Linked DNA regions of Homo sapiens: region 1 is linked to region 2. A link is a contact called in ENCODE Hi-C or POLR2A ChIA-PET data. All regions are on one chromosome and are shown on one strand. The core of a region is the stretch at or near the end of the contact, and the rest is flanking DNA. Distances in the headings are between cores, read along the strand shown.

What was found. A loop is a pair of places that touch in the nucleus more often than their neighbours do. ChIA-PET counts read pairs that join two places held with the same protein, here RNA polymerase II (POLR2A). Pooled maps may share reads with other maps.
Region 1: a pooled map shows a loop between it and region 2 (3-fold over the local background). The contact joins two enhancer-like sites. A Hi-C loop is called at or near these places in 1 of 50 pooled maps. POLR2A ChIA-PET finds 5 or more read pairs at or near these places in 2 of 52 experiments (PC-3 and activated T-cell).

The regions. Positions count from the first base shown.
Region 1 is chr12:20,394,568-20,397,601 of GRCh38, forward strand. The region is part of intron 1 of PDE3A (phosphodiesterase 3A); the gene reads left to right. Among named protein-coding and RNA genes, the nearest start is that of PDE3A-AS1, 26 kb to the left of the region's middle. Within about 2 kb of position 1,416, at least 2 of the 41 ENCODE cell types and tissues checked have a DNase peak (open chromatin) inside an H3K27ac peak, as active enhancers do.
Region 2 is chr12:20,272,575-20,275,617 of GRCh38, forward strand. No RefSeq gene overlaps it. Among named protein-coding and RNA genes, the nearest start is that of PDE3A, 94 kb to the right of the region's middle. Within about 2 kb of position 1,522, at least 2 of the 41 ENCODE cell types and tissues checked have a DNase peak (open chromatin) inside an H3K27ac peak, as active enhancers do.

The DNA.
Region 1 (3,034 bases), core at 166-2,665, 120 kb after region 2:
ATAAATAGCTATCAGAGAAGCATTATAATGATATCAGATGCTACATATTCTTCTCAAAGTACTAAATTTTACAATTATAATCTCCACAGAAGAAAATACGATTTTAAACTGCAAATAAAACATGCAAGAACTTGAATCTTTTATTCTGCTTCTACTTGCTGTGACTTTTCATGTTTTTAAGTAGGGTATTGCATTGATTGTCAACTGGGCCAAATTTTGCCCCTGCCTGAAGATATTATTTAGTTTTTAGGACTTGAAGAGTGCTACTGGTTTGACATCTGCTAGGTAAAGTTCAGGAGTGTTGGTAAACATCCTACAGTTCAGAGGACAACTCCCTATAAGAAAGAATTATCTGACTCAAAATGTCAGTAATGCTAAGGTTGAGATATATCTTAGATTATTGTGCATTTATTTTAATCCATACTCCATATGGAAAGAAGGATGGAATCAATAGAAATTGAATTTTTCCTAATTATGAACATAGTGATAGCAGGATCTGTTGATGGAGGGATTCAAATACAGCGCAGTGATTAAGATGCTGGATTTGTTATCAGGGTTGAGTTCTGGTTTCCACTCTAGCCACTTGTTAGCCATGTGGTCTTGGTAAAATGATTAGTCTCTCTGAGACAGAATGTCATTTATAAAATGTGGATAATAAATTCTACCTTACAGGTTTGCTTGGATGAATAAAATTGCTTGCAGCCTGGAAAGTATTACATGTTCAATAAATTGTAGCTACTGTTCTATTTAGAATATAAACTGATATTGGTAGCATAGTATTTATATGGTTATACAGAGAGTGAGATGGTAGAAATATTAACAGAAATGAATTTCTTGAATATAAATATTTCTTTACAGTTTAATGAAGAGCTGTAGTATTTACACATAGTATTATATATGTATACTATGTATACACATAGTATATATATACATAGTATAATATGTATACTATGTGTACACATAGTATAATATGTATACTATGTGTACACATAGTATATATATACATAGTATTATATATGTATACTATGTATACACATAGTATATATATAGTATTATATATGTATACTATATATACACATAGTATTATATATGTATACTACATATAACTAGAATAGAATCATTATATATATATATATATCTCTAGCAAAGCACAGTAACATAGGTATATAACTAGAAAATAATATTTGACAATTTGGGGAGACCTATAGAGATGCAACCTTCAAGACAGTAAACTAACGTTAAAAATGCCAAATTATTAACAGAGGTTATCAATGAGGTTCGTTAAAAAGAAAAAATATTTTCCCTTTTAAAATTTTTTATTCTTTTATTATTTTATTTTAGGGACAGGATATTGCTGTGTCACTGTCACTCAGGCTGAAGTGCAGTGGCATGATCATAGCTCACTGTAACCTTGAACACTTACGCTCAAGTGACCCTCTGGCCTTGGCATCCCAAAACACTGGGATTACAAACATGAGCCACTGCACTTGGCCTATTCTTCCATATTGTCATATTGCTTAATTTTGTTTTCAAAAAACATACATTCCTTTTGTAATTTAGAAAACAAGTATTATAAATGAAAAAAACCCTCATAGCTCCCCAATATAAATGGTGAAAAATATAATCGTTAAAACATTCCTCTTCTAATTTATAAGGTTACCCCTTTTTGCTGGTTTATCTCTATTAGTTGGTTTTCCTCTTCAGTCACCTTTCTAAAAGTGGATAAGCTGTAGGACCCATTAACATTTTACTGGCATGATAAAGCTGGTCATGTTGATGCCTTTATCGCCTAAGCTGGCATGTAGTGCTATTGTGAAGCCAGTACAGTTTCGTCTGGGTGGTGAGTAGAGGAAAAGTGCAGAAGAATTTAGAACTTGAATGTCTAAAGCCAGAACTCTATCCTTGACCAAGTCTTCCCTAATAATTTATTAAAAACTTCAATAGAAATATAGAAAGCATATTATTTAAACTTCCAGTTGACAAAAACTGGAAGACATACATACTAGCTTAGATGATTGAGTATCAGTTTCAAAATATGCATAGAGTTGAATAACGAGTAAACATTAAATTTTAAAAATATTTAATTTAAAAATATTTAAAAGGAGAAAAGGTAAATTTCTATAAATTTAGATTTAGGAATAATTTTATAATTTCATGATGAGAGAAGCTGGACCATTATCTAATGCCCGTTACCTAAGGGTTAGTTTGCCACAGTTCATTGAACTGTCTCTTAGACTAGATTTTGAAAGCAAACTTTTCAGAATCCTTTGCTATGTTTGTAGCATTGTGACCAGTTCTGCTTGCTGTATTTTAAGAGGAGTATTGATCACTATGAAGTGGTCAGAAAGCCTGGAATTAGTCAAATCCCTGCTCTGCCATGTATTAACTCTGTGGCTTTAGGTAAATTGTAATGCTTAATCTCTCAAAGCTTAGGTTTTCTTATATAGAAAATTTTTTTTAAGCTACCCCAGAAAAATGTTTTGGGGATTGACTGAGATTATAAAGATGCTAATAATAATAACTTAATAAACCTTGTATGTTGCTTACTCTAAGCCAAGCTAAATTCTAAAAATGTATGTTTGTAAGTACATTTAATTCTCATTAGTACTCTGAGGTTGATACTGTTGTTCTCATTTTACAGCTGAAGACACAGGCACAGTGAGCCTGTCTCTATATATGTCTCTCTATATGTCTTTATATATGTCTCTATATATTCTAGTAAATCATAGTTAAAAATTTTTGTGCATATGAGTGCTAGACATGGTATCATGTGTTTATATACCTTTGTTAATTTTTGCCAGAAGAAGGAAGTTGGGCTTATCTCAATAAACGTTTTGAGCCCTTTTGGTACCTATAAAGATACATATAAAGAATTATACTTATGGTATATCTCAAAACTGAGTTTGTTTCCTATAACCCATACTAAAAACAATTTATCAAGTTAATATAGTAATATATTGTGTAAGTATACATGTATAATATAGTAAGATGTATATGATAATATATGTTCAAGTTAATATAGCATAATTAGCAA
Region 2 (3,043 bases), core at 272-2,771:
AATATGTAATATTAGGAAAAAAGGTTTAGCCTGAAAAAATACTTCCCAGGAGACTAAAGCAGTTATTTTTCCCTGATTCAGTGAGCATCAGAAAACTTTCTGATTAATTCTTGGTTTCTAGCTATCCTGATTCTGGGAGTCCTGTAAAGCAATGATAAATATATTGATTGCTGTAGAGTTGTATTCTGTAAGATACAAAATGAGTGGCTTTTTCTCTTTCTTTATTGTGGGTTCAGAGGGCAATGTTTTATCTTTTTCTATTTTTCCAGATATAACTTTATTCCACCTTTCAACTTCAGAGCTCCAACTTCAGAGGACAGAACATTATGTGGAGGGAGAGTTAAGACTTGGTAGGAAAAGCGATGACATGTCCTCTGCTTCATTTCTGGGTTTCTTCCCAGGCTGATTCATAACATCCAAAATAAGCTTAAGTAACACAATAGTCTTGGACTCGGCACCATAAGCTGCTTAGGAGGTGTGACTAGATCTTCTCCTGAACACTGTATTGTCTTGTGCCTCATAGTATTCCATTAAATTCATTACATAAATGTAGAAAATAATTAAATCAATCATTTGAGAATTTGGGTAATGTCAATCAATCTCCCATAGGCTAAATACATATAAGTAGTTGAGAATGGTGATAGAATGTATAAAACTAGACACTGGTTCAAAAAGACTCTAACTAACAGGTGATTGCTGCTTTGTAAAATGCTACCTAAACACATCAGCTGATCAGTGCTGCATAACTACAAGCAAAGTTTACTTTATTCGGTAGTCTTGACATTAAAAAAAAAAATGTAGGAGGAATTTTGGAAAAGGCAGTCAAGGGCATCTAAGTGAACAACACAAATGACACAGAGACCATGTGCTAAAGTTAAGGCACATTAATCAAAATCATAACATATTAGATTCCTAATGTCTCAGTGTCCAACAGTGGAAGGACCTAGTAAAAGTTAGGAAGTATAATTGTGGCAAGTTTAACAGTCTAAAAATGAAGTGAGATATAGTATAGTTATTTCTTTTTTGAAGTCAGGCATAATAACCCAAAAGGCATCAGGGCCATTTAATATATAAGCAACGTGCCTGGAATACCTCAATGACCCCTTGGAGGCATTCCTACCTTACTCTAGAGAATTCTACCATTATTTTGATGATAATGATGATGCATGAAAATCTTTCATTCTGTTCACTTTTTTTCAGAAAAGCAAAAAATTTGTAATTTCTGAAAAATGGTTAAAACATAAAGTAAATAAATATTTTTTATATTAGAGCAATGTTTTCTTACTATAAAAAGAGTGTGTGTGTGGTTCAGTAACTAACTGCAAAAATCATTTCATTATGGCTTGGCATCCCCGGGATACAGTGATGAAAGAAATAATAAATAAGCCACTATGTGATGAATACTTGTCCAAATGAAAATGCCTCTGATAATACCCTTTTAGAGGACAGGAATGTTATTAAGCTAGTGAGAACATCTAGTCCAGTTCCAGCTAGGTGGGTCAGGGCCCATTCTGGTAGGCTGATGTCTGTGCCATACCAGTTGTTAAACGTACTGAATATCATTCCTCCAGCAGAACCTGACACCTCCTATTCAACATCCCTTCTGCAGCCGGTCCCCATTTCTGTACTGGCAATACCTCCATCCTAGTCTTAGCTCAGACTTCTCAACAGCACTCCGTGCTTGGCCAGAGTTAACAAAGACACAAATAACACACTGTGTCATCTTGTAGTAAACAGAGAGGCTTTCCATTCTACCATGTTACAGCTGTGGAATCTTGGGTGGCTAATGAGCTTCACTTTCCCTGAGCTCCCTCACTTTTTAAACAGCTTTACTGAGACGTAACTCAAATATGTATTAATCAGGATTCTAGAAAGAGAACCGACAGGATATGTGTGTGTATATGTGTCTGTGTATATGTGTATATACATATATGATATTTATATATATATATGTTATATATATATAACATATATAAATAGAGGTTTATTTTAAGGAATTGCTCATGTGATTGTGGAGGCCTGGGAAGTCCAAAATCTTCAGGGTAGGCTGGCAGGCTAGGGATACAGGGAAGAATTATATAGTTCACCTCCAAAGGCAGTCTGCTGGCAGAATTTCTTCTTGCTTGCGGGGGTCAGTCTGTTATTAAGGTCTTCAACTAATTGGATGAGGCTTGCTCACATTATGGGGGGAGTATTATGTCTGATTTACTCAAAGCCTACTGATTTAAATGTTAATGTAATCTAAAAATACCTTCACATCTAAAATAAATTTTCACCGAATATCTGAGTAGCATGACCTAGCCAAGATGACACATAAAATTAACCATGATACCATGCAATCACTCATTTAAATTGTATAATTTGATGACTTTTAGTATATTCACAGATACATGCAACTATCACTTCAGTTAATCACAGAACATTTTTATCACCCTCATAAAGAAACCCTGTACCCTTTATATATCATCTGCCTGTCTCCTCGTTTGCTCCAACCACAAGCAAACACTAATGTACTTTTTGTCTCTGTAGATTTGCCCATTCTGGACATTTCATATGAATGGAATCATGTAATATGTGGTCTTTTATGACTGATTTCTTTCACTTAGCATAATATTTTCAAGGTTCATCTGTGTTGCAGTGTGTATCAACACTTCATTTCTTTTTAGGGTTTAATAATATTTCATTTTTTTCTATACATCTGTTGATGGACATTTGGGTTGCTTCAATTTTTTGGCTCATATAAACAATGCTGCTATAAACATGTGCAAGTGTGTGTGTGTGTGTGTGTGTGTGTGTGTGTGTGTGTGTGTGTGTATGTACATATGTTTTCATTTCTCTTGGGAATATACCTAGGAGTAGAATTGCTGAGTCATTTGCTAACTCTAGTTTAATCATTCAAGGAATTTTCAGGCTATTTTCCAAAACATTTTACACTATTTTGCATTCCCACTAGCAGTGTGAAGGTTTTCAATTCCTTCATGTCCTAACATTTATTATCTAAATTTTTTATTCTAGCCATTATAGTGGTTGTAAGTGGTATCTG